3 separate regions of the Mus musculus genome follow, and regions 1 and 3 are each linked to region 2. The links are chromatin loops, found by intact Hi-C in ENCODE. Cell type or tissue: left cerebral cortex. All regions are shown on one strand. Links, peaks and the distances in the headings refer to the core of each region. The heading gives the core; the rest is flanking DNA.

Evidence for each region. Hi-C counts contacts between places; a loop is a spot of excess contacts. Peaks named below come from ENCODE experiments on the same cell type or tissue, not always from the same donor. Only the 100,000 strongest peaks of a DNase experiment are listed, where the experiment ranks them.
Region 1: a loop joins it to region 2, with 2.4 times the contacts of the local background. A loop is called at or near these places in 2 of 42 quality-filtered maps.
Region 3: a loop joins it to region 2, with 2.6 times the contacts of the local background. A loop is called at or near these places in 4 of 42 quality-filtered maps.

What each region holds. Positions count from the first base shown.
Region 1 is chr12:5,223,922-5,231,934 of GRCm38, forward strand. The region is part of intron 2 of Klhl29 (kelch-like 29); the gene reads right to left. Among named protein-coding and RNA genes, the nearest start is that of Gm51980, 55 kb to the right of the region's middle. In left cerebral cortex, for the core only: no CTCF peak of the experiment used is centred there; no DNase peak of the experiment used is centred there; H3K27ac peaks cover 549 bases.
Region 2 is chr12:5,138,851-5,146,863 of GRCm38, forward strand. Klhl29 (kelch-like 29) reads right to left here. Exons shown (of 14, transcript NM_001164493.1): 4 at 1,717-1,858. Among named protein-coding and RNA genes, the nearest start is that of Gm51980, 140 kb to the right of the region's middle. In left cerebral cortex, for the core only: CTCF peaks have their summits at 2,427 (motif pointing left) and 4,144 (motif pointing right); DNase peaks (open chromatin) are centred at 2,377, 3,342 and 4,136; H3K27ac peaks cover 786 bases.
Region 3 is chr12:5,271,429-5,279,441 of GRCm38, forward strand. The region is part of intron 2 of Klhl29 (kelch-like 29); the gene reads right to left. Among named protein-coding and RNA genes, the nearest start is that of Gm51980, 7.0 kb to the right of the region's middle. In left cerebral cortex, for the core only: CTCF peaks have their summits at 3,463 and 4,073; DNase peaks (open chromatin) are centred at 2,130, 2,382, 3,293, 4,337 and 1 more place; H3K27ac peaks cover 2,626 bases.

The sequences.
Region 1 (8,013 bases), core at 1,214-6,213, 84 kb after region 2:
GGTGTCCACTAGCCAGGAACCATCAGGATGACCTAGGAGTTGGTAGTGCCCCTTTCCCAAAGAAGATGCTGGGCCTGATGCCCTGCCCAGACACATAGGAAGTGGCTCTATTTACTGGGGCAGCGTATTCTGGTCTACTCACTCAGATATACGATGGTCCTCAGGGTATACTGCCATAGGAAGGGGAAATCTCAGGATGATATCAGCAGGGAGCACCCCCCTCTTTTTGTTGCTGTCCTTCCCCACATTCCTGACCTTTGCTGGTGTCCATCTCCTGACCTGGTGCTTCTCTCTGCTGTGTGCTTCATACCAGAGCAAGATGGCAAAGGTAGACCAGGCAGGGAGCGTCTACAGGACAGTGCTTGCACACATACCAGTCAAGAGCTGTCTTTGTTACAGCATGAGGGACAGTACCAGTTACACTTTATGGAGGGGCAAACTAAGGCTCTGAGATTAGATGGCTGGTCCCCGGCGGCCATGAAGGAGCAAGTGTTGGTCCCAGGAAGAAAGCTCAGTTTCACACTGAAGCTCTTTCTCTTGGGGGTCGTCGTCATTGTGTCTTGCAGACCTGCACCCCTCTGACTAACATGCTCATTATAGATCAAGCTCAGGGCTAATAGCTGTGGGTGATCTTGCAACTACAATCACGTTTTTTCATTGACCTCTACCTTGGCTACCCTCACCTGAGCCTCTCACCTGGATTTCTGCCAGTCATCTAACCAGTCTCCCTCCTTCCTGTCCATGCATCTTCCACAACACAGCCAAGTGCAAGTCAGACTATCTCATGCTTCCCAGTCCTGCAGTGGTTTCCAAATCACCACGGAGTCAAACCCTTAAAGCTTCAAAAGTCTGTGGTGCACTTTCTCTTCTTGACCGTTTGCTCCCTCACCAACTCTCCTCTAGCAGACCAGCCTCCTACAGGCTTTCCAGCACAGGACCCTTCTTGCCTTAAGACTCCACACAACTTACTAATCCTCTGCTGGTCATTTCCTTCAGGTCCCTTTCTCAGATCAGCGAGGCCTTTTCTGGCCATTCTACTTACTTTGTTTCTTTTATAAGATCAAATCTCAATATCACATAGCTCAGGATGGCCTTGAACTGTATAGCTGAGACCATCCTTGAATCTTGGTCCTCCTGCCTCTGGGATGACAGGCATGTGCCACTGTATTTGATTTGACCAAAGTCACTCAGCTAGAAAGTGACAGACAGGACCTGCACCAAGGCAATGGAACTCTTGAGTTCTCTCACTACAATCCCTACCTCTCATCTACTCACTGTGTGTCAGGGCTCAGCCAGTCCCTAGTTCCTTGGAGGGATCACTAAAAACAATGAATGAATGCTATAATATCTACCATCATGGCCCCCCACCCGTCTTCTCTTCTGACAGGAGGAGACAGCTGGCTAGACTTGCTGCTCTCTCTCCTCGCTCTCATCCCAGTCATCAGGCTGACCACCTCTGATGAGAGCAGCCACAGTCAGGAGCGTGAAAGGAACAGATTCTCCCTCGTGTCTCACAGTGGCTCTTTTTGATCTTGGTCATAGAGCAGAGTCAATTCAAGTTGGATAGAACATGTCCTTTTGAGCTGGGTCTAAGGCTCACACAGGTACATTCAGGATCCCACTCAACCTTTGCTGTGCTGTGTCCCCTTGAGCCCTGGAAAGTCTGAGCCCCAGAATCTGGGTGTAACACCACTAGCACTCCATCCACCCTGTCACTAATGCACGGGTACCAAGAACACTGTGAGCATCCTTTTCTCCCCTGGGGCACACATATCCATTGTGCAGTTCTTTCTAGGGTAATGACTTAGGCAGACACTTATTAAAACACACTACACCCACCAAGTCACTCTGAAGCCCTAGCCATTCCCCAAACCAATGAAGCAGTCTGTAGGTGCTGTCTGATTTTTAATCATCTTGGTCTCTCCTTATCTGGAAGGTCTAATGAAATGTTACACTGTGAGGAACATGGAAATAAGGAACTTCAGAGGTGAGGGACGTGTATTTAATTTCTTGCTTTGGTCTGTTATTTGCATATACCTCAAGAGAATAACCAGTAGGGGAGAGACAAGAAAAATAACAAAATCTGCCCGTCTACTTGGGGGCCAGGCATCCAATTTGAAGAATGACTGCATTTTACATTTCCCCCTTGCAAGCAGCAGATATGTACACCGAGTGCACGCACCCCCCCCCCCAATAACCATGCATCCACACACACACTGTATTGCTGTCACCATCTCTGTGATAGAGGCCACCGGAGCTCTGTGTTCCTGGCCTCTTCCATCTTGGGGGCTGCAGCTGGTTTACACGTGCTAGCCCAAGTTTGGCTTTGTCTAGGGTTATGCTCATGTGTGCAGGTGAATTGGGTCCCCACGCTTGGCTGGTTAGAGGCAAGGGCATTGTCCTTTCTCTCTCTCCCTGCTCATTGCAGAGAAGAATGACAGGGACAAACCACAGCAGGAGCCTTGGTCTCTGTTGGACTCCTGGTGCACCACTTCTCATCAGCACCCCCTAAACTGTGACCTGGGAAAAAAATAAGTTCCCATTGAAAGGAAGTCATTGCAGCTCTGGGTTAGTGCTCTAGTGGCCACCTGTACCGCCTCAGACAAGCATCATTTTTTTATCAGGTGACAAAACCACAGATCCAGAGTTGGAAGTCACTTAGCCAAGGTCACAAAAACCCCAAACTCACTTAAATAAATGCTATGTTCACTACACTTGGTTCCACCTGAAGCGTCCCAGATACAAGGTTTATAAAGCTGTTTTTAGTCCATTTTCCAAGTTCAATTCCTTCGGGCTGAGCAGCTAGTAGGTGGGTCAGGCGGGAACTGAAGGTGCAGCCAGGAATGTCCCTGCAAGACCTGTCCTTTCTCTGACTCCACTCTGGGGAGTAAAGCAGGAGGGACAGAGGCTGGATGCTGGCTCCCTGGGGACAGGCTCCTTCCAAATGCTGACAAGCCCCAAGGACAGCACGTGCTCTGCAGCAAAGGTCAAGACCAGAAAGCAGGAGGCTCAGCAGTTCCTCAAATAGCCTAACCCTGAGAAGGCCACCCCAAGTAGCATATACCCCACAGACACTGATCAAGAGCTTAGCCTGGAGAAGCAGTGAGTCTGAGGAGGGACAGCCACCGCCATCAGAGCAGGTGACAGCCCAGGGGCTAATCCCTGCACAGACTGTGCCCTCTCATCTGAAGAAGCTGCCCTGGGCACCCAATCTTCCAGTCGGGCGGGTCTAATGAGTCTGAAATAAGTCCTCTAAATGCCTAGCTCATTTTTGTTCCTTAATAAACACATGCACAGCGAAAGACGCAATTAAAGCGAGGATGGAGAGAGGGACTAACCAGGGAAGAAAACGCGACTGCCAAATTCTGAGAGGCTATTTTAGACAAGAGATTACAGGAATGGAAATTAAAACAAAACAAAAGGAAACACCACCACCCCAGGTGCCTGCCTGAGCCCTTCAGGTGCCTGGATGCTGTCTCCCAAGGCCACTGGTGGGAAGACAATGCCACAACAACAGGCGGTCCACAGCCCACCCCTCCCAGGAGTGCTAATTACCTCCCAGGATTAATTTTGCAGCTTGCTAGACAGTTCCAGCAGCTAGCCACTGCCAGAAACAAGGGCTTCTGGAAGAAAGACACACCTACTGTTTCCCAGGATCTGGACCTGGGGCCAGAATCTGCAAATCCTCTTGCACATGGAGGCTCCCGCTTCGTGGCTTCCTCTGGGAGCACCAATTATGTGGTTTCTTAGGCTACAACTCCTTTCCCCACCTTTCTTTCTGAAGAACATGTTTTTAATTGCTAGGGACTTGACTCAGAATGGTAAGTGTGCATTTGAGAACAGGAGTCCTGGGAGAGTGGCTGCCTCAGACACCCAGAATCCCAGAATCCCGCTCCTCTGTTGGCTAGCTCCTACTGTCCAGCTAAAACAAAGAGATGCACAGAGCTTTGGCTAGACTTCCAGTCCTTTACAGCCAGGCCTGGCTGGATCTTCAGCTCTGGGGGGTGGTGGGGCAGTGAGGGGCAGCAGAGCTAGGCCAGGTAAGGGCTGCTCTATCTGGCAGGGTTGGACCATTCTTTTGGGCAGTGGTTTTCAATCTGTGGGTTGAGACCCTTTTGGGGGTCGCATATCAGATAACCTGCATACCAACTACTTACATTACAACTTACAACAGTAGCAAAATTACCAGTTATGAAATATAAATGAAGTAATTTTATGATGGGGGGCTTCAGCACATGAGGAACTATATTAAAGGCTGGCAGCGTTAGGAAGGTTGAGGACCATTGTGTTAGGGAAACTCTGGGCCACAAGATTAGTGTCTTCTGCTAGGCACTAGGTACTAGGCCCCTGAAGCCTTGTCTTTTTTTGCCTTCCCTACAGGAAGGTAGGCAGATAACTGCCCAGTCTTCTATGCAGTGATTCACTGCTGTATTCACCTACCTATAACCATCTATCCATCACTCCACCATCTACCCCTCCCATCCATGTTATCTGTCCATTCATTTACGCATCAGCTCACTTACCTGGCCACCTATCTGTCTACCCTCCCACTCACTCACTCCCTGCCCATCAGCTCATTTCTCACCCATTAGCACAGCAGACACGGGCCATCTGGTTAGATACTTCATCAGACATTCAGATTATCATCAGATGATGAAGGCAAGAAAGATCCCAACAGACTCACTGGTGGATTTCGTGTTATTTGATTATCCCTTCTCCCTTCACTGGACACCCCCATGTGGAGTCTGTTGGATATAGTTTGGCTTTTCTTGTTCACCATCAGAGAAAAGCTGTGGTCAGGTCAGGTCAGGCTCATTAATGCATTTTTATCTTCTGGACGTCATCAGTGATTTGAGGTCCAGTCCTCAAATGGATCCAAATCTCTGAATCTGATGTATACACTTAGAAAATGTTCTTCCTTCAAAATCAGGAATGCTGAAGACTGAAGACTAGGCTACTTCTCAGCTATCTCTCCTCATCTAGCTGGGAGGGAGCGACACGCAGGGCAGAGAGTGAAGCCGGCCTGGAGGAGAAGCAGATGAGAGACCAGCAGTTGTTTTACAGTCAGATGAACTGCTGGATCGAGCCGTGCAGAAGCTTCTGCTGGAATTTTCAGTGACGAAAGCCAACGCGTCTCCTTTTTTGCTTCAGTTAGTGTGAGCTGCCTTTCCATCTATGTGCTGTGCCACAAAGCATTCAATGTTCTAATATATCCTCAGAGACATAGCAAGTCCTGTGCTGCTGGAGATGAGGTCTGGGATATAAGGATGCAACTTTGTGACTCTGGGAGGCTCCAGAGAAAAGCACAGGGACAGGGACAGAGAGATGCTGAAGGTGAAAGAAAAATGGACCACCACTTTTATGCCCAGTGTAACTTCTGTGATAATAAGGTACCCAGTAACGAGCGAAATCCAATTGGTGGCCACATATAGTTGTTGAGCACTTAAAAACTGACCCAAAAGGTTGAGGGAGAAGCTCAATGGTGGAGCCCTGCATGCTATCCCAGTATCACAGAAAAAAACAAAACAAAACAATCAGAAAATTGACTTGTGTGACTGAGGAATTGGATTTTAAAATGGATTCATTTTTAAGTAAGTTAAACAGAACACCTGGCTAGTGGCTATATTGGCTTGCCTAAGTACAGAGAAGATGCGGGAGGAGCCGGCACCTCTCAGGAGCTGGGGCAGGTTTGTGGGAGCTTCTCTGGAGGATAGAAAGCTGGAAACTGGAGGACATTTGACTGTCGATGAAAATGAGCCAGAGGCAAATCAAGCAGGCATTACGTTGTGGAGAGGACTAGGAGGGACAGACAATGAGAAGTTACTGAGAGGTCAGCTGAGTTCACTCTTAGGTCCATGGCTGGTGACCTATCCATAGAAATCAGGGATGCGAAAAGGTCTGCAGGTTTGAGAAAGAAGTGTGCATGGTGTTCGTCTACGGTGTGTATGTGTGTGCGCGTGTGTGTGTGCATGTGTGTGTCTGTGTACTCTGCACTCTCACATGGACTGAGTGGGAGGACACCAAGAGAGCCATCAGAAGCTCAGAGATACACATGTTATGGAATCATTAGGGGTTCTGTTTTGGTCACACTAAAGAAAGAAAAAGTACAGTGCAGGCCAGCACCACGGAGCATCCTGATATGAAAGGGGCTGGTGAGGACGGGGCACGTGTGAAGATTCAGGAGATGGAACAAGGAAGGGACAGCCCAATCAAGGATAGTGACAGCTTTCTCATGTGCTGACATGTTTTTGAGATCTCTGAAATGTATTCCTTTCAGTCTTGGATCTTGAGGACGATGAAGCATTTGATTTGTCAAAAGGACAGCTTCTTCTATGTGCTTCCTGATACATGGAAGAGAATTGAATGTAACAAAGAAACCTGGGGCTGATGGAGTTTGTGTCCTTATGCTAATCAACCTCAGTGGCTGTGTGTTCTTTCTGGTATGCATATGGGGTTTTCAGCTTTTCAACTGTTTTACCTCTGGCTGGCTTTGCCATTGTGTGAATGAGGTCTGTCCTAGTCATGTTGGAATTTAATTGCTGTGTTCTGGGAAGTTGGGATTTTGGAAGGGTGATTAACTCCTTAGGAAGAGCAGCACCTTTCCTGTGGGATTGGATTCGCTATCATGAGAGCAGTTGTAAAGTGAGTCTGACCCTTGTTTTCTCTGTCTTCTGCACAGACCCACTGGTCTTTCTGCTCTTCTGCCATATTTTGACATGACATGTGGTTCTCATTGGAAGCCAAGATGCCGGCATCATGTTCTTGGACTCCCCAGACTTCAGAGCCATGAGATCATGCGCTAAAGTAACCTTCTTTTCTTTATAGAGCATCCAGCCTGTGGTATTTGGTTACAGCAAGAAGAGATGCAGTAGGACAAGCTTCAACAAGCTTCTCGCTGAGGTTATCTTTTCCAGCTGCCTCCTCTTGCCCTTGCCAGGGTCAGAAGTTGGCAAAATTTGCTTCGGATCTATAATCCAGATCATCAATCTTATAGTCAATTGGTCTTTTTCTTTTAAGAACAACTGAATTAAATCCTGAGAGATGACTGATGAAGGAAAAAAGAAGTGCACACACACCATGATTCCTACTTGCCTGGATACTCTTAGAGATACCATCTGCCCTTGTTCAATCCAGACTCCTACGCTTTGAGAGAAAACTCAAGACTGTTAGACTTGGTGGAATAGTCAGAGCCCCTGGCACTTCAACTGTAGATGAGTTCTTACTGTGAAAGAGATCAGCGGTACAGACGGCCATCAATGCGAAGGGCAGACTTTGGACTTGAGTCCAGATGGCTGACACAGCAACACATTCTGCATCACATCCCCTGCCACAAACAAAGATCCTCCCTCGTGTTCACCTCCACAAAGCCACAAGCAAAAGCCTTCAGGGAATGACTGGAACACACAATTTAGGCATGGATCCTGCTTCGTACACATCATAGAGGGAGCATGGGGCCTGGGCAGAAGGAACCGGCAAAGGGAAGGAAAGGGAGGGGAGGGGAGGGGAAGGGAGGGGAGGGGAGGGGAAGGGAGGGGAAGGGGTCCTTGTTGAGGGGTTTAGGTTAAGTAGTTTTGAGCATATCAACACAGCAGAGAGGGGCATCTGGGTTATCATAGAGAACTGGGAAGTCCAGCCTTGCATGAAAGTGTGCCCTGCCTCTTGATGTCATGCATCTTTGTTTTCTCAATGTGTGGTTCTAATTTCCACAGCAACTCCTTTGCTTGAGAGCTGGTTAGAAATAGTGTCCACTGGTGGTGTGCACTTGGAAGTATTCTTTCCCATTTCTGGCTCCTGTCTTTTCCAGTGTTAGTTGGGACCCAGCACAATCAGCCCAAGACCCACCCATGTCCTCCCCTTTGATGCCGTATCTCCAGGCATCCGGCCTCTCCAGGTCAGCCTTCCTTTGCAGGCCACAGTTTTCCTCCACTGTGGGAAATTTGTGGTACATCATAAAGCTTCAAGAATGAATTCTAACAGTGTCTAGACACATTCCAGTCTCCTGGAATATCAAAC
Region 2 (8,013 bases), core at 1,948-6,947:
AATGCAAGATGAGAGGCTGGTTGGGCCAGGTCAGGTAGAGCAGGACCTCTGTCTACCTGGAGATTCATTGACCTGGAGGTGACCCAGGAGGCTTGTGAGGAAGCTGAAAGATATGACAGAGAAGTCTAGTCTGGGTCACCTCTGACTTACTGAGCCTTCACTTGGGGCCCCATTGCCCAGTTCAGTTCCTCTGAGGTTAGGGTATAAGCTGAGAACGAGGAGACAGAGGCAGGAGACTGGGAGCCCTGGAGGAAGGGCTGGGAGTTCCCTCTCAGACATTAGATGAGGAGGAGGGAAGGAGCCCAGAGGGCACAGTGACACTCAAACCAGCAGGGGCTCTGAGTGAGGATGAGGGGTCAGAAGGAGACACCTCTGAGTCCTGGTTCTGGTTCTGGGTAAGTGACATGCACACTTGTCCCATGTTAGTTTCCTCCTCTGCTGCAGGCACATAATCACAGCATGTGGGACGGCTGCAAGCCTTGTGATCACATGCAGAATAAGGCACACAATAATGTGCAAGAAATATTTATGGTTTGCGTAATGAGGGAGGGAGCCTGCAAGGCAAGAAACATTGGCAAAGTATTGCTGGCTAGATTCTAGAATAGGCTGCTGAGAGGGGACATGTTCAAGCTAAACAGAGGAAGTGAGATCACCACGAGCCAGTCTGGCCGGATGTCTCAAGGCCAAGGCCTGCCACCCCAAACTCAGTGCTCCCCAGGACTGGCTAGGAAGCCTAGAAACATGCATCAAAATGCCAGAAGCTGGCTGACAAAGCCCCAGATAGCTTCAAGATGCTATGCCATGAAGATGATTCATATTTTGATGAGATGGATGCCTGAAAGAGGCTGGAGACCTACAGAGAGGGTCTAAGTCACTCACTGCAAGCTCTGATCACTGTTTTTAGTCAATGGCTTGGTAGCTACCAGGATGGGCTACAGAGGACAATTTGGGGGCAAACTGGGAACAGAGCACAGAAAAAGGAAAAGAAAAGAACCCAAAACAAAACACAGCACCTGAAATTACAGTGCCCCCCCCCTGAAATTACAGTGCCCCCCCCCTGAAATTACAGTGCCCCCCCCCCCGGTTTGGTAGAGATTGGAGATATTTGTCTTGTGTCCCCAAACCCAGGTGCCTGAGCCCAATTATGAAGAGGTGGCCTTGTGACACCCTTGAGTCTTACTGTTGGGTCAAGATATGATATGTCTGTGGGTTGAAGAGCTATGAGTGAGGGCTGTAATGACCAATGTGGAGGTGCTGAAGGAAGAATACTGGTCAGGCAGTACGTAGGCTGTTAGCACCGAGTTGTGCTCTGCACTCTAGAGGGATGTGGAACAATTGTCTGGAAAGTGAAGGGACAGGAACTCATGGATCTTAGGACTGATGGGCTTGTGCAGAAGATGTGGAGCTGCGGGTGTCTCCAGGTATGTGTACCAAAGGGGGATTAGGGGGCTCCAGGAGCCGTGAAAGGTCAGAGCTGCCAGAGGAGGACCAAGATGCTGCAGAAGAAATTCCAGTCCTGGGGCTAGAGCATCCTGGTGCTCATGCAACTATGCTCAAGCCAATAACATCTCCCCGGAAGTGTGGCTTGAGAAACTTGGTGTCCCACACATCCTAAGCCCAGCGTCTGGGCTTCTGCAGACTCATGGGTCAGGGCCTCTAGAGAAGAACAGAGCACCCAGCTAGTCAGTGTGTCTCTGTCAGCTGATGAACACTCACCTGGATTGTCGCTCTCCCTCATCTGTTTGGAGGGCGGCTCATCAGTGTCCCAGGGCGTGGACTGATTGACAGGCGTCTGCCCCCATCGGATGCTGGTCGTGAGTCCTTGAGACTGATTGTCAGCTTTGGAGATGCCGGGAGCCTGTGGGGAAGCAGAAGAGAATGGTAAGCATGGGCTGTTCTAGGACCGTGTCTGGAACATGTTCCCTCAGCAGTATCCTTGAAACGTGAGCTTTATCTACTGGGCTCATGAGGGGAGAGAGAGAGAGAGAGAGAGAGAGAGAGAGAGAGAGAGAGAGAGAGAGAGAGAGCACAAGAGTGCCTGTATCCAGCCCCACTAACCCTGGGACCCTTGCCTCTTTTCCCAGAGGGATCATGGGATATCAGGACAGAGTATCTGCAGGTTTGCATCTGATGAGCCCCTGGCCTCCAGGAACTCTAAGCCAGTGCCTTACCATGTATCTCTATAGCAGCCTATCCCAGGGGACTAGTGTAACTGATAGAGCACTCTATACTCTGGTTGGAGGGACACCTCGGCCCTCAGACTGTCAGTCACCCACGATAACCCAAATGCTACCCACGTATCCAGGGCATGTGCTGAGAGCACTGACTGTACCTGCTTATTCTCAGACTACCAGGACTTGTGGCTTTGACAGAGAATTCCTAATGAGGTAGCAAATGTTCTGCAGAATACCACCATCAGGTGGCAAGCGAGGGCCACTGCATGATCATCCCCAGTTTCCCACACTGTTTGTTTACACATGCTCTTGGGATCCAGGTGTCCCATGGAGAAAGGGAGGGAGTTATGGGAGTTGGCTGGACAGGTCAGGCTACAGCCCCAGGTAGGAAGGACCCAGGGCACCTCAGAGAGTGCTGTTGTGAGCTCACTTTCTGAGATGAACAAGAGACAGGCCCTCAGAATGAAAGCAAACCTCAGGTGACACTGGCCTCCCCCAGACACAGTTCCTGAGAGGACATTGGTTACTAAGAAGTATACTGTCTAGAAATTTATAATGAGAAGGCACAGTGTTCCCACTGTGATTTGATGAGGAAAACCAGACCACAAGATTAGACCCGTGTGATCTCCCTATGAACTGTCCTGGTGCTGACCAATGAGAGATGGACGACCCAAATGTTGGCGAGACATTATCCTTGGATGAGAGGATTATGGGTGTCTTCTTCTCTACACTCGTATGCATTTCTCAAAATGAATGGTTCTGGGGACTGAACTCAGGGTACTGTACCAGTTTTACAGGTGTTCTACCACTGACCCCACCCCCAGATTTTTTTTTAAAAGGGTTTGTATTCCGGCCTGCCCTTGAACCCACGGCCTTCCTATCTCTCACTACCAAGTGCTTGGATTGCAGTTGTGTATCACTACATCTAAAGACTAAATTTCCTTCAATGGCCGTTATTTATAAATAGTTTTAAAATCCTAAACATACTGTAGAGGCTGGGATAAGAAAACTGGGATACAAAGGGGGCGAGGATCTCTGTGGCGTTGGCTTTGAGATGAGTCATAACAGCTCCTAAACACCCAGTCAGGCCTGTGGCAGCATGAGAACTGGGATGAGGGGCAGACGTTCTCCAGGGACTCTCAGAAGCATCTTCAGATGAAAGTCACATTTCTTATAGCATGTTCTGGTGAGTGCCTGACTCAGTGATGAAGCTGGAGGCAGAGCTCCCTGTGCGGCCCTTGTGCAGGGTGAGTCCCCTGGGTAACGTGGTCAGGAGGCTGGGCAGGGCTTCTGGAGTTTTGCTGGATCACACTTTGGTACACGGTGCCTTGTAGCAGGGCCTGCTGAGAGAGCAGGAGCCAGGCAGCATTGAGACCCGGGCGGAACTGAGCTAATTGCATTAGGCTGCACTTTACCTCTGGCCTGTACTTCAAATGCTCCGCTTCTGTGAACAGAACATGAGCAGAGGAAGAGTCTCCCAAGCACTCACATTCTTTCTGCTCTGTGTTAGCAACATCTTAAGCTGATCAGACAAGCATCCTGACCAGAGGCCCTTCTCTTGCTTGTGGCATGGATGAGGAGGTGGGGGTGGGGAGTAGTATACAAAAGGGGAATATAGCCATATTGGGAGAGAGCCATAATCGTGATGACGCATAGGAAATATTGGGGAGGCCTTCTCAGAGTTCTCTTAAGAGTCAACTTTTAACACATGCTCCGTCTGGAGGCAGAAACCATCTAGCAAGCTGCAGTCCTTCCTCTATTCCCAGGTTCCAGGATCCTGGTGGGTTTTGAGACACAGAAATTGTTCTTGAAATCTGAGGCACCTGAGCGGGAAGGAGGCTATGCTTTGCCTATTCAAGAGCCTTGTCTAGAGGGCACATTTGGATGCTGGGACCCCGCCCCCATTCTCCAGCCTCCTAGCTAGCAAGCCTGTTGGCTGACAATGTGGAAACCTTTTCTGTCAGGAGGGGGCGCTGCAGCTCCTCTCTGCTGCCCATAACCCAGAGGTTTCCCAGATAGCAAACAGCTTGGTTTAAGATTTCTGAGTCCTCTCCCTGCACTGCTGGATCTCAGTTTTCTTGAGTTTGGGTCATCAGGTTCTGTGCTATAAAACTGGGAGTTCTAATGTTGGCCCCCAAATTAGAGGGGTTTCTGAACTTGAAAAATAGCACACTTCTCCCCACAAATAAGCTTATGCACCGGCTTATTCATGTCTTGGCAAATAACTATTGGGCTGGGGTCTTGTTTTATGAACCGGCCAGGGCAGTGGTGAGGTGGGTGATGGTAATCAGACCCAGGCCTTGCTCTCAGATGGACCAGCGGGTAAATGCCTCTGAACAATGCAACCCCCCCTGTACCCCAAACAGAAGCAGGGTACTCTGGGTCTGCATAGGCTGATCCAGAGCCATGGGAGGGTGGTGTTGGTGGTGGTGGTGGTGATGGTGGTGGGGGTGGTGATGGTGATGGGGGTAGATGACTACCCAGCTGCCAGCCTCCTGTTTGTCTCTGTGTCTATTATGAAATACAAGTGTTTCTTAGAGTAAAGAAAGCCGCTCTGAAGTTCATTCCCCGCCCCTTTAGGAATGATAAATAAAACCACTCACATTCTTTCTGCTCTGCGCTAGCAACATCTTAAGCTGCAAGCAATTTGCAGTTCAGAAATTTTATTTTATTAAAGCAGTCAAGTGAATATTCCTTTCTTGATTCTGTCAACAAACAACTTAGATGCAGGAGTGCCCTTTGCTGAGAGGCCCAGGGCTTCCAGGTGAGCCATATATGGACTGACCAGTAGTATGTGAGGCAGGGAGACTGACCACAGGGGCCTCTCTTCCTGTCAAGGGTTCTAGACCCCCACCCCCCGAATAAGCACATGCAGATGCAGACTCCAAAGGTCTGGGACCCTGTATGGATCTGTGATTCTAGCTCTGAATTTCCCTATCATAGTCTTGAATTCTCACACATCTGGAATCCCAAGGAGCAATCCAGGCTTTTCTTGAGCTCAAATGAGGGCTTGCCTTAGAGAAGGAGAGCAGGACTGAGGTGGGGGAGGGGGTGGAAGAGGGGGTGGGGGTGGGGTTGGGTAGAGGGTGGGCTGCCAGTACAAGAAAGACCAGCTTCCCTGAAGAAATGGGCTGGGCAGGGCCTCCTTCACTTCCCATTTTCTTCCGCTGTCACTCTCTGGGACATCTGGGAAGCCACCTTTCCCTGGCCCTGGCTTCTGTTCCGGTAAAGTGATGGTATTCATCAGGAGAGGCCAGCCATTATAGCTCTCCCTTGCTGGCTCTGCAGGCTGGCCCTATCTGCCCATCACTGGGCTTGAGCTGGTTTTCCCCCAGCTTCCCTTTAATGAGATGCTAATGGGATGCATCATTAACACAGCAGCTTTTTAAACCTCGGCTCTTGTAAATTTTCAAAGGTCACATTTTTACGGTGGCTGACAGCATCCTGCTTCTTTCAGAGACTGAAGAACACTAAAGACCTGGGTCCTTTATGGCTGAAACTCTGTGAGGTGGCTGCACAGGCTGAAAGCACCTGCTGGCATTGGGCTGCCCTCCCAGAGCCCCCAGCAGCTTCCCAGAGCAGGAGGGTTACCCTCTTCCAGCCTGGGGAGACCAGGTACAGAGTTTCACAGGATCCACAGTGTTGCTCTCAGAATACAAAGATCCCTGGAAGAGGGGTCGAGGGAGATGGCACCAGCTGGGAGGCAGAGGTACTTGAACTCCCATGGAAGGCCTTCTGCTTCCTCTGGACATTCACACGTCTACTGCAGCCAGACAGCCTGTTTTCTGCTGGTCAGTCCAACCAGAAAGAGGACTTATCTCTACTTTGCACAAAAACATCACAAATATTTGAGGCGACCAAGTGGTCAGGAAGGTTTGAGCGATGATGGGAATTCAGAGTCCCATCTCAACTCTCCATCACCACAGTGCTCTGCACACTGCCAGGAGGTCCTGTTGACCCGGTCCTGCCAGGCAGACTCCATGAAGACCTGGCCCAACAGGTGCTATGCCTGGCATAGCTCTCCGCAGGACGAGAGCAGTGACATCACTTCTCATTTAAGGAATGAATGACTCTGCAGCGCGTGCTTCAGGAGGAAGCGTGACACACACAGGCCATGGGGCAGAGGCATGGATAATCTGCTTCTCCTTGCTGGGGACCACTGGCTGACTCCATAGCCCTGGAGGCTACTGGAGGCTGCTCAGAGGCTTGGCTAACCTAATCCACTTACAATAACCAGAAAGTGTTGATCCCCCTCCACCTCTCCTTGAGTGCCTAGGTATGGTGGAGGTGCAGGAAGTTGAGGCTGACTCTTGCTAAGGACATAAATATATCCTGGCAAGTTCCAAATACATACCATCCACTCTTCCCAAAGGTATCAAAAGAGCCAGGAAGTCCTAGAAAGCTTCCAGAATAGATGAGCTGGCAGTGGGTCACAACAGCTCAGCAGGATTGAGTATTTACTCTCAAGAGACCCTTGTCAACTGGCACATTTCTACCCTTGACACAGGACAGGCCTAGTTCATCCCCTCACATGCCCCATTTCTCAGGTCATGTGGCTGATGATGGCACCTACATCTTACAGACCTGTTGCCAGGCTAGAACCTACAGGTCTAGATGCCTTGTCACTGGGTGGAACACACAGCTAGCGTGGCTGCATCTCCTGAGTGTCACTGAGATGGGTACACCCCATGCCACCACTCGTCCCCTCAGGTATAAGAATCCCCTTCCTGGAAGAGTGCCTGGAATCTGACCCCCAATTCCACAGTTTGCTTTTGTTCTTACTCTGGTCCATAAGCACTACTGGGGGCCCAGGTTCAGCTGTGGTCAAGGTCTGGCCCTGGAGAGAGTTACAAACAGTGCCATGGGGTACCCCAACTTGGTTCAGGGGCTTGCATGACATAGCTTGAAGAGATACTTTGGGGAGCAGAGTCACATGACACCTTATTCCTACTTTTGTTAATGGCAGCACCCATGCCACAGCTAAGAAAAGGCACAACAGCCAGGGAGGCTTGTAATCCCAGCACTCAGGAGTCTGAGGTAAGAGGACTGTTGTGAGTTCAGGTTATATAAACAATTGCATGTCAGGTAGAGCCACATAGCAGGACTTGTCTCAAGAACAAAAGAACGCAACACAAAACAAAGCAAAGCAAACCCAAATCCACCCAACAACCAACAAACAACAAAAGTGTTAAGGATGGAGCGCAGTTGGAAGAGCCCTTGCCTGGTATGTAGGTAGCCATCAAGTCTGATTCCCAGTACTATATAAAACTGAGTGTGGATATCCACTTCTGCAATCCCAGACCTCAGAAAATGTAGGCAGGAGAATCAGAAGGTCAGCATCGCTTGGCTGGTGAAATGGCTCAGGGGGTAAAAGTGCTTGTCACCAAACTTGATGACCTGGGTTTGATCCTGGGACCCACAAGGTAGGGAGAGAGAACTGATTCTTGCAAGGTGTCTTTTGTTTTGTTTTGAAGGCAGGGTTTCTCTGTGTTGCCCTGGCTGTCCTAGCTTTGTAGTCCAGGCTGGCCTTGAACTCAGGCATCTACCTGCCTCTGCCAGAAGTAATGGAGGTACACAGGGAAAACGGTAGCTGTGCAGGCCAAGGGGCCTCTTAGCCTTCAACATGTCAATGCACTACATAATTCAAATTGAAAAAAGAAAACATAGGCTTAGAACTGCTGGTAGATCATGGGTGTGTGCCATTACACTCACTCTGAGCCTGTGTGAGTGTGTGTGAGTGTCGTATGTGCACACGTATGCAGAGTCAGAGGTTGATGTTGGGTGTCTTCCTCAATCACTTTCCATCTCATTTTTGAGACAGCATCTCTCATTGTTTCAC
Region 3 (8,013 bases), core at 1,214-6,213, 130 kb after region 2:
GGCATATCACCAGACCTTCCAGCTACAACTGTCTGACAACCGTGGAGGAAGAAAATCACCACCAAGACTGGAAGTCCCACTTTACACCAGAAGAGACAGGCCCGTGAGTGGGATCCTTGCTAAAATGACTCCAGTTTGCAAATTCTTCATGAGTGGTGGTCATGGGCCCTATAAATCCCCCCAGTCACCCCAAGAAAGGGAACAGTGGGAGGGAGCAACATCAATATCACAGCCTAGCTAGCTGCAAGAGATCCTGCCACCCCGTGTTTGAGCAAATGCCAAGCAGGCAGCAACCAAATGGTAAGTTGGTAGTCAAGTACAACTTCATTCAGCACACACACCACAAAATACACAGATATTAAATCCTTGCAAACTGCTTTCCTTGGGCAGCCACAGTAGAGGAAACTTCATGCAGCAGGAGAGAAGAGTTTTTGAGAAAACCTGGCATGACCTCCTCTAAGCCTGATGCGACGGCTGGATGGCAGGGACCTGTGCATACTTGGTCCATTCAGTATGATTTTTCAGGGAATTTCTCTGAGGGCTCTGTGTGCTGTGTCACTTTAAACAGTAGAAAACGACAATCAGAAAGATTTTATGTCTATAGTCTTCATCCTCACTAAGGTCCTGCCTTGTGTCTTCCAGGGTAATTGTGCCTAATACAGTAGTCACAAGCCAATGTCCCTGTTGTGAACCACAGCCAGAGCTTTTGGTAGCATTTAGCAGCAAGGTATAGAACAGCTCAATAACCGCTGAAGGTTCTGGGCTGTGGAGGGAAATGTTCCAGAATGTTCCTGATTTGTTTTTCTAGATTTGCCTAAAGCATGTAGAAATCGAGGTGTTGGCTATAGAGGGTCAAGGTCTCTTTTCAGTTTTCTCCCCAACTTCATAGCCATTTGGGCTTCTCTCTGCTCTACAGGCCTTAGATAAAGATAGAGGTAGACAGAGACAGACAAACAGATCTCTCTCTCTCTCTCTCTCTCTCTCTCTCTCTCTCTCTCTCTCACACACACACACACACACACACACACACAGAGAGAGAGAAACTTCAAAGCCCAGTGACACACTTCCTCCAACAATGCCACATCTACTTGAACAAGGCAACTCCTGCTAATAGTGATCCTTTCTAATAGTGCCACTCCCCGATGACGAAGCATTCAAATGGATGACCTATGGGGCCCTTCCTTACTCTGTACTGGAATTCTCAATGACGATTTTTACATCCAGAACAACAACAAGCCCATTCCACTTCATAGTTGAGACTGAGAATTCATAAGATCGGTCATACGTACATTTACTTGACTACAACCATCTCACTATGCACAAGTATATCAAAAGGTTTTGTATACTTTAAATTTGGGGAGAAATCTTCAGATACTAGTCTGCAATCTTGAGTTGTCGTCCCATTCCCCCCCCCCCCCCCCCGCTTTAGGGTCCAATTTGTCCCCAGTACTATTCAGCCAGAGTTCTATAATTGAGAATCTTTACAGTAGTCTAAGCTCTCACCTTTTACCACTCTGCATACCAGCTCAGGTGGGCCTCACATCTGGACACATGTCAGCCTTGGCCTAGCCACTCTTTTGGGATAGCTTATATTTTTTCCCCTTTCTCATGGGGCTTCAAGGTTTAAATCTGTAGGACCCAGTGGCAGACACTCTGGGTTACAGTGACCTTCCCAGACACCCCAGACTCTGCGCCAGCCCCTCTTCTACGTGTGTGCAGTAACTGTAATTCCTTGCAGAGTAAGTTCCCTCCATATTCTGTAAACTGGGTCCACAGGCTAACCCTGTCTGGGGAGGTACCTCCTATAAGTCTGTACACCCAAGTGCTTTCAGGTCTACTCAAGCCCATGTGCACGGCCCAAGGGACAGGCAACTACTCTGTCCTAAGAAACCCTGGATCCCTGATCTGGCCCTGCAGGGGAGCTTTTGCACCAAGTATGGGAAGGAGGAACAGTAGACCAAAGGACAGTGTGCTGGAGAGGCAAAACATGATCAGACTGCCAGACAGAAAAAGGAGTGACTCTCCTTCATCCTGTGTCCAAGTGATCACAGCTGCCAAGAAAGAAATCAACTCAGCCAAGATTCCAGGCCTGACGGGATCCAGGGTTTCCTACCAGGAGAAACAGCACGGGGGAGGAGCGACTATGACTAGGCACTAAGTTGTTAGAAAGGGCCTACAGGTTATTTTTCCCCCTCTACCATATGAGACACTTGTGATTCTGGTATGGTTACAGAATAAATATAAATGTGACTCCCTGTTCCCAGTTTATAGGGCTGACTTCATGTGTTTCCAACAGGGGTATGGTATTTCTGACAGTCAACAATTTTCCTTGAAGCTGGAGTGTTGGGAGGGCCTAAGTCCCATCTGCCTCGCTCTCTGATTGGTTTGTCAGGCTTGGTGGGTATTAGAGACACACTTCTAAGAATATAACAGTGCATGGAGTGGGTGCAGGAACATCAGCCCACTTGCCTGTGTTCAAATAGCCATCTCTACCCAGAAGTGCCAGGGAAACTAGGCAAGAAGGAAAGATACTAGGGAAAGAAAGACACAGCACTGAGAGCTCTCTAGCCTTGTTCTGGACTCCCTATTATAGCAAAGTCCCTCCTTCAGTTTTCAAGGCACTCCAAAGCCCAAATCTTAATGGACGTTGGGAGGTGGATTTGTTGCCATATTTTGGGAAGGGGGTGGTGCACGGGTAGAGGGCTGGGGACTTTCTTTGTACCTATTTCCAAATTCAAGAGGACTTGCAAAGAACAGAGGAGGGAAACTGGTAATTTCAGCAATCCAGTGATGTTCTGGGTCTTAAATTCAGAGGTAGGACGGGATCATGTCTGTGCATATCATTGTTATTTTAGAAAAATGCATCTAAATGTTACACATGTTATTTCAAATACATCTTGTCTTGCAAAAATTGTCTGTGGTATGCAGGGGAGCAAAAATCCCAATGTTAAGATTGTTCTTACTTAGCTATACAGCTATACAGCTTAGCATATATTGACACCCTCTTGGCAATGAGTGTGCCCCTCCTATGCCCCAAGGCCTAGCAGGCACCGTGAAGGCATCCAGGTGGACAGAGCACTCACCCGAGTCCACACCATAGGTGACTGGCTGCAGTCAGGCACAGGAAACAGGCAGCGGCTCCAGGATTTGGTTTATAAGTAAGAACAAGCTTTGGGGGAAGAACAGCTGGTGTTGAGTCTGGTGCTAGGATTAGTCTGCAACGCTAATCACAAGAAGTGGAAAAAATTAGGAGGTCCTGCCTGCCAAGGAGGTTTTCAAACACATGCGAGTGAGGCAGGCATGGTGGGATTAGATTCTCTCAGCGCCAATGAAGTAGGTGTCCGCGAGTCACAGCCTGCTTCTGAGCTGCATACCCCAGAGCTCTGGTTACCATACAGTAGAAAAAAGGGCTACCACCTGGCTGAGGGTGTGAGGCCAGCAGAGGGGGTGTGCAGCGTGAGCTAGATTTCCAGCGCCTTTCTCTGATGCCCTGGGGGAAGCTGAAACCAATGGAGAACAGGAGAAAGAAAAGTCCACAGACACAGGAGAAGAGGCTGCTACCTAGGGCAGAGGATGGAGAGCGCTGGACAGCTTTACATGAGACGCCATTCAGGATGCTCACTAAAGCAAAGTGGGAAAATGCAGTAGACGGCAGAAGGCAAAGCCAGACTTCAGCAGCAGCACTGTCACTGCTGGACCAGTGAGTGACAGCAGTGGCCAGGACTCTGCTCAGTAAGAGCAAAGCAAAGCGTGGCTGGGGATTCCTATGATCTCCTGTGACCACCCTTAAAGGACAACTTCCAGTTTCCTTTAAAAATGAGTTTCCAACAGTGGCCCAGTAGCCTAGTGGACTGTGACAAGTCACGAGCATCTGAGGTTAGGGACTGTGGGGAAAGAGGCCAGAACCCCAGGGGATGAAACAGACACTCTGTCTTTCCTAGATGGGCCAACAGGAGACAGACACAAAAGACTCCCCGCTGTCAAAATCAAAGTGGTGACATGTCTTCAGATACTAGTATGTAGATGGAGCCGAGGGCATCTAGAGTGATAAGCCCTTCTCCAGCTCCTGAGTGACCACTAGGTGCTACTCACTGTATTACCGCATGACCAGGATACCACCAGGGTCACTCTATCACTAGGCTACAGTGAGGGGTCATCCACACCACTGTCAAGCCTTAAGGAAGAATAAGCCCTGTTCTCTAGAGAGAGAGCGCAGTAGTTCCCCCCCCCCCCCACTCCCTGCAAGATCTCTTCAGTCCTGTCTCTTGGAAAAGTGCCCAAAGGGTATTCATGAGAAGTCATGTGCTTCTCAGCAGCTTGAGTTGGTGTGCTTAGATTTGAAAGGGATGCTTGGCTGGGATGGGCCTGCTGCCACACAGCTTCTCCTTAGGGTCACAAGAAGGCGTTCTCTCGGAGGAACAGCTGGAACAGATGTTCCTAACACCCTTTCCCGCGTAGCCCAGCTCCCCCAAACCCTCATTTTGGTGTTGCTATTTGCTTCTACAAAATGTGGAGCTTTTCAAAAAGACGTTCAATTTCCTTTGTTGCTATTCAGTTGCCATAGTCAATTAAAATCTATCAATGCCCCTGAATAAATTTGTGCTAGGTGAAGAAAGAGGCTCGGCATAATCTCTCGACATGATCTCTATTACCTTATGTTACTTTAATAGCTAGAGTAATAGTTTGTTATTAATGGAATTAAGCAATTTAGCTCAAGCTTCCCAGAGGTCTTTTAAGACAACTATTATAATTTGTATTCTCAGATTTTCCATTGAGTAGACGCCATGTGTTTTACATTACTTGCTAATGTTTCGAGAGATAGCAGTAGTATATTTAATATCTGGCTTTGTTTAATGATTCTAACTCTCCTTCAATGTAGGTAAGTGCTGCTGGAATTCTGAGCAGTTGAAAAGTCTACATTGTACAAAAAATTATCTTGAATATTATTCAGTCCAATTTTAATTTGTACCTCCACTTTGCCATCTATCTGTCCTTAAGATTTGATCCAAAACTCTGTGTGTGTGTACTTCTTTCTCAGTTTTCTCAACAGAAAACAATCTCCAGTCCTTAGCAAGAAGGCCGGAAGACAAAGCACTTGCTTCTAGTGCCACACAGACACATACATGTGCACACACACACACACCCGCTTGTATCCACCGCTCACGCTAATTTAGCATATTTGAATAGAGTCGTATTTAAGCAAGGATTTCAAAAATGTTTTTTGATGGTTGCAAAACCTGTTTTTAGAAGAAATAAATGTATTCACTGCATTATGAACAGCTTGAGAAAACAAGATCTTACAATGTACACCATCTCTGTATTTAAATAGTTTCATTTCTATTCATGAGCTCCTTGATTAGATACATGGAAAATATCATCAGTAAAATATGAATAATTCTGACAAATTAATAGCCGATTTTTTAAAAATGAAAATATGTGTAAGCCCCTCATTCTCATTAGATGAAGCTGCCATCGGGGTATATGAAAATTGTGGTCTGCCAAGCCATGCTACACCAGGAGGCAGAGAGAGCAAAACCCCTGGCCTGGGGCCTCCTGGGAGCTTTGCTGGCAGTAAAGAGGTAGTGCTGCTAGTGGGACCAGGCTGGGACAAACTCAGCTCCACACTTGTGCAGCACTTCCTGCCATTATGGGGGGCGGGGGAGGCAGGACAAGATGACTGAGCTATGAGATGCGGAAGCAGAAAGGAACCTTGGAGAGCGGCTTGTCGAATGGCCCATTATGCCTTGGACTCTTTCCACCACGGTGGAGGAAAGAGAGGTGGAAGGAACTTGCTCTTCAAGGTTACACAATAACCCGAAAGAGGCGGGGCTTGCATGCCAGTTTGTGTGCTCAGAATCTAAGGCTATTTCTACAGACTGCAAAAGTCCCATCAGGTGTAGAAGTGCCTGCATCTTGCCAGTAGCTGTGATGACCCAACAGGATAGGCATGTTGACAAAAAGACCGGTGCCTTTGAGGAGAGGAAGAGGGCTGCAGCCCGGAAACTTCTCAGTGCCGAAAAAGGAACACTCATTTCAAATCAAAGACTGCTGTGCACTTGGCTTTAGCTCCCACTTTGTGAACTTGAACATGTCAGCTAATATTTTTCAACTCCTTTTGAGTCATCTGTGAGAATGGCCCAACTTGACCGAGTTAACACAAGACACTCAAAAGGTTATTCCCAACATTCAGAGAGCAGAGACAGGTGGATCTCTGAGTTTAAGGGTAGCCTGCTCTACACAGTGAGTTCTAGGCCAGACAGAACTACTCAGTGAAACCCTGCCATAAACAAACAAAACAAAACAAAACAAAACAAAACAACAAAACAAAACACAGCACACCAGTGAAGGTGATACAGAGTTCTTTGGGCTTCACCACAGAGAACTCATTCACACCAGTTCTCATTAAAGGACGTAGTACAGTACAAAGTCATGGAAAGACCATAGAGAGTTTGGCAGAAGGGTTTGCTCCTCCTGCTCAACACACCTCTTCCTTTGGGACATCAGTTGCCCTGCCAGTCAGCCTTTGAGTTGCAAATGCACTATTCCCAAAACTCTGGGCTATCTCTTAGAGTCTTGTATAAGCATTTCCACAGAGAGCTTCAGCAGACCTCTCTGTTCCTCTTAGCTCCCTGTTCCCATTCCAGAAATCCCATTGCTACAGCTCATTTCTTAAACCCAGGACTATCTTGTGCTGCCAGGAACTGAGGGGAATCCTTTAACTCAGATATCAGGCCCAGTCCGCTGAGACCATTAGGACGCCAACAGCTGGTACTGGGTGGCTGCAGCTGCTTTGGCGTGGGGTGGGGTGGGGTGGGCAAGGCTGGTGGCCCTAGTTGTATGTAATGGAGGAGGCTATGAAAAGTTTCTTTTCTCTTCTATACCTAGAAGTGTGGCCAGTGGAGCAAAGGGAGGGAACGGCCTATCCAATGAGGGTGGCAGAAGCAAAGTTCTGAGCAGAGAAAACAGTAAATGACAGACATGGTGTTGAGGAGAACCCGATCCTCTGGTGTGTTCTCAGCACACGAGAAACAAGTGTATTTGCCTTGTCTTACAGGCAATAAGGGAATCTAATCGCATGGCGGGGCCAGTGAGTGGGATGAGCAGGTAGAGGCTGGGGATCTCAGTGGTTACTTGGGCTAGAATTGGCAAGGGCCTGTGGAGAAAGTCAAGAGCAGCAGGGAGTGGAGAGGAAGGAGCTATAAGGCACAGGTAGGAGTTGGATAGCCAAGAGACTGCGAGTGGCACAGAGATGCAGGGAGGGGAAGCTGGACTATGCCTCGGTGATCCAGGTCTGAGGAGGTGATGCTGCCCTTCCTAGGAGGGGGCTTTGGGACAGAGGTGAGTCCAGGCAAGTCTACGGCACCGAAAGGGCACTTTGGTGTGTGTGTGTGGGGGGGGGGGTGGACATGCGGGGCAGGCACTTAGGGACGGGTTTGGGAGTTGCCAGTTTATAGGTGTGGGACAGGAGATCAATAGTACTTGAAGGCTGGAAGAGAGTGATAAGAAATCCAGACCTGCAGGGATAAAAGAGGCCACCTGAGCCTAAGAGGATTAGGGACTGATGGCTTGCACTGGAGAAGCCTCACACCTGTACAAGCTACCACTCTGAGACTCTGGGGTTTGAAAACTTAGTGCACTGAAATCCCCAGCCCAGTCACTCACCAAGGCTCTTCGGGACCCCTGTACTTCTTTCTTGGGGGGCTTTTTTCCAAGTAGGAGACAAATGGCTAGAGAAACTTGTTCTGGGTCACCATGCAGCACCAAAGTCCCTATTGTTAGGGTACTGTGACAGTGTGATTTGGTGAGCTGGGGCCAAGGTATGCCATTATGATCACACCACACAACAGATCTCATGCAAGAGTTTTATTACGGGGAGTGGGGATGACCAAAAGGTCATCTCAGAGTAGAAGCACGAGAGAGAGAGAGAGAGAGAGAGAGAGAGAGAGAGAGAGAGAGAGAGAGGGAGAGGGAGAGGGAGAGGGAGAGGGAGAGGGAGAGGGAGAGGGAGAGGGA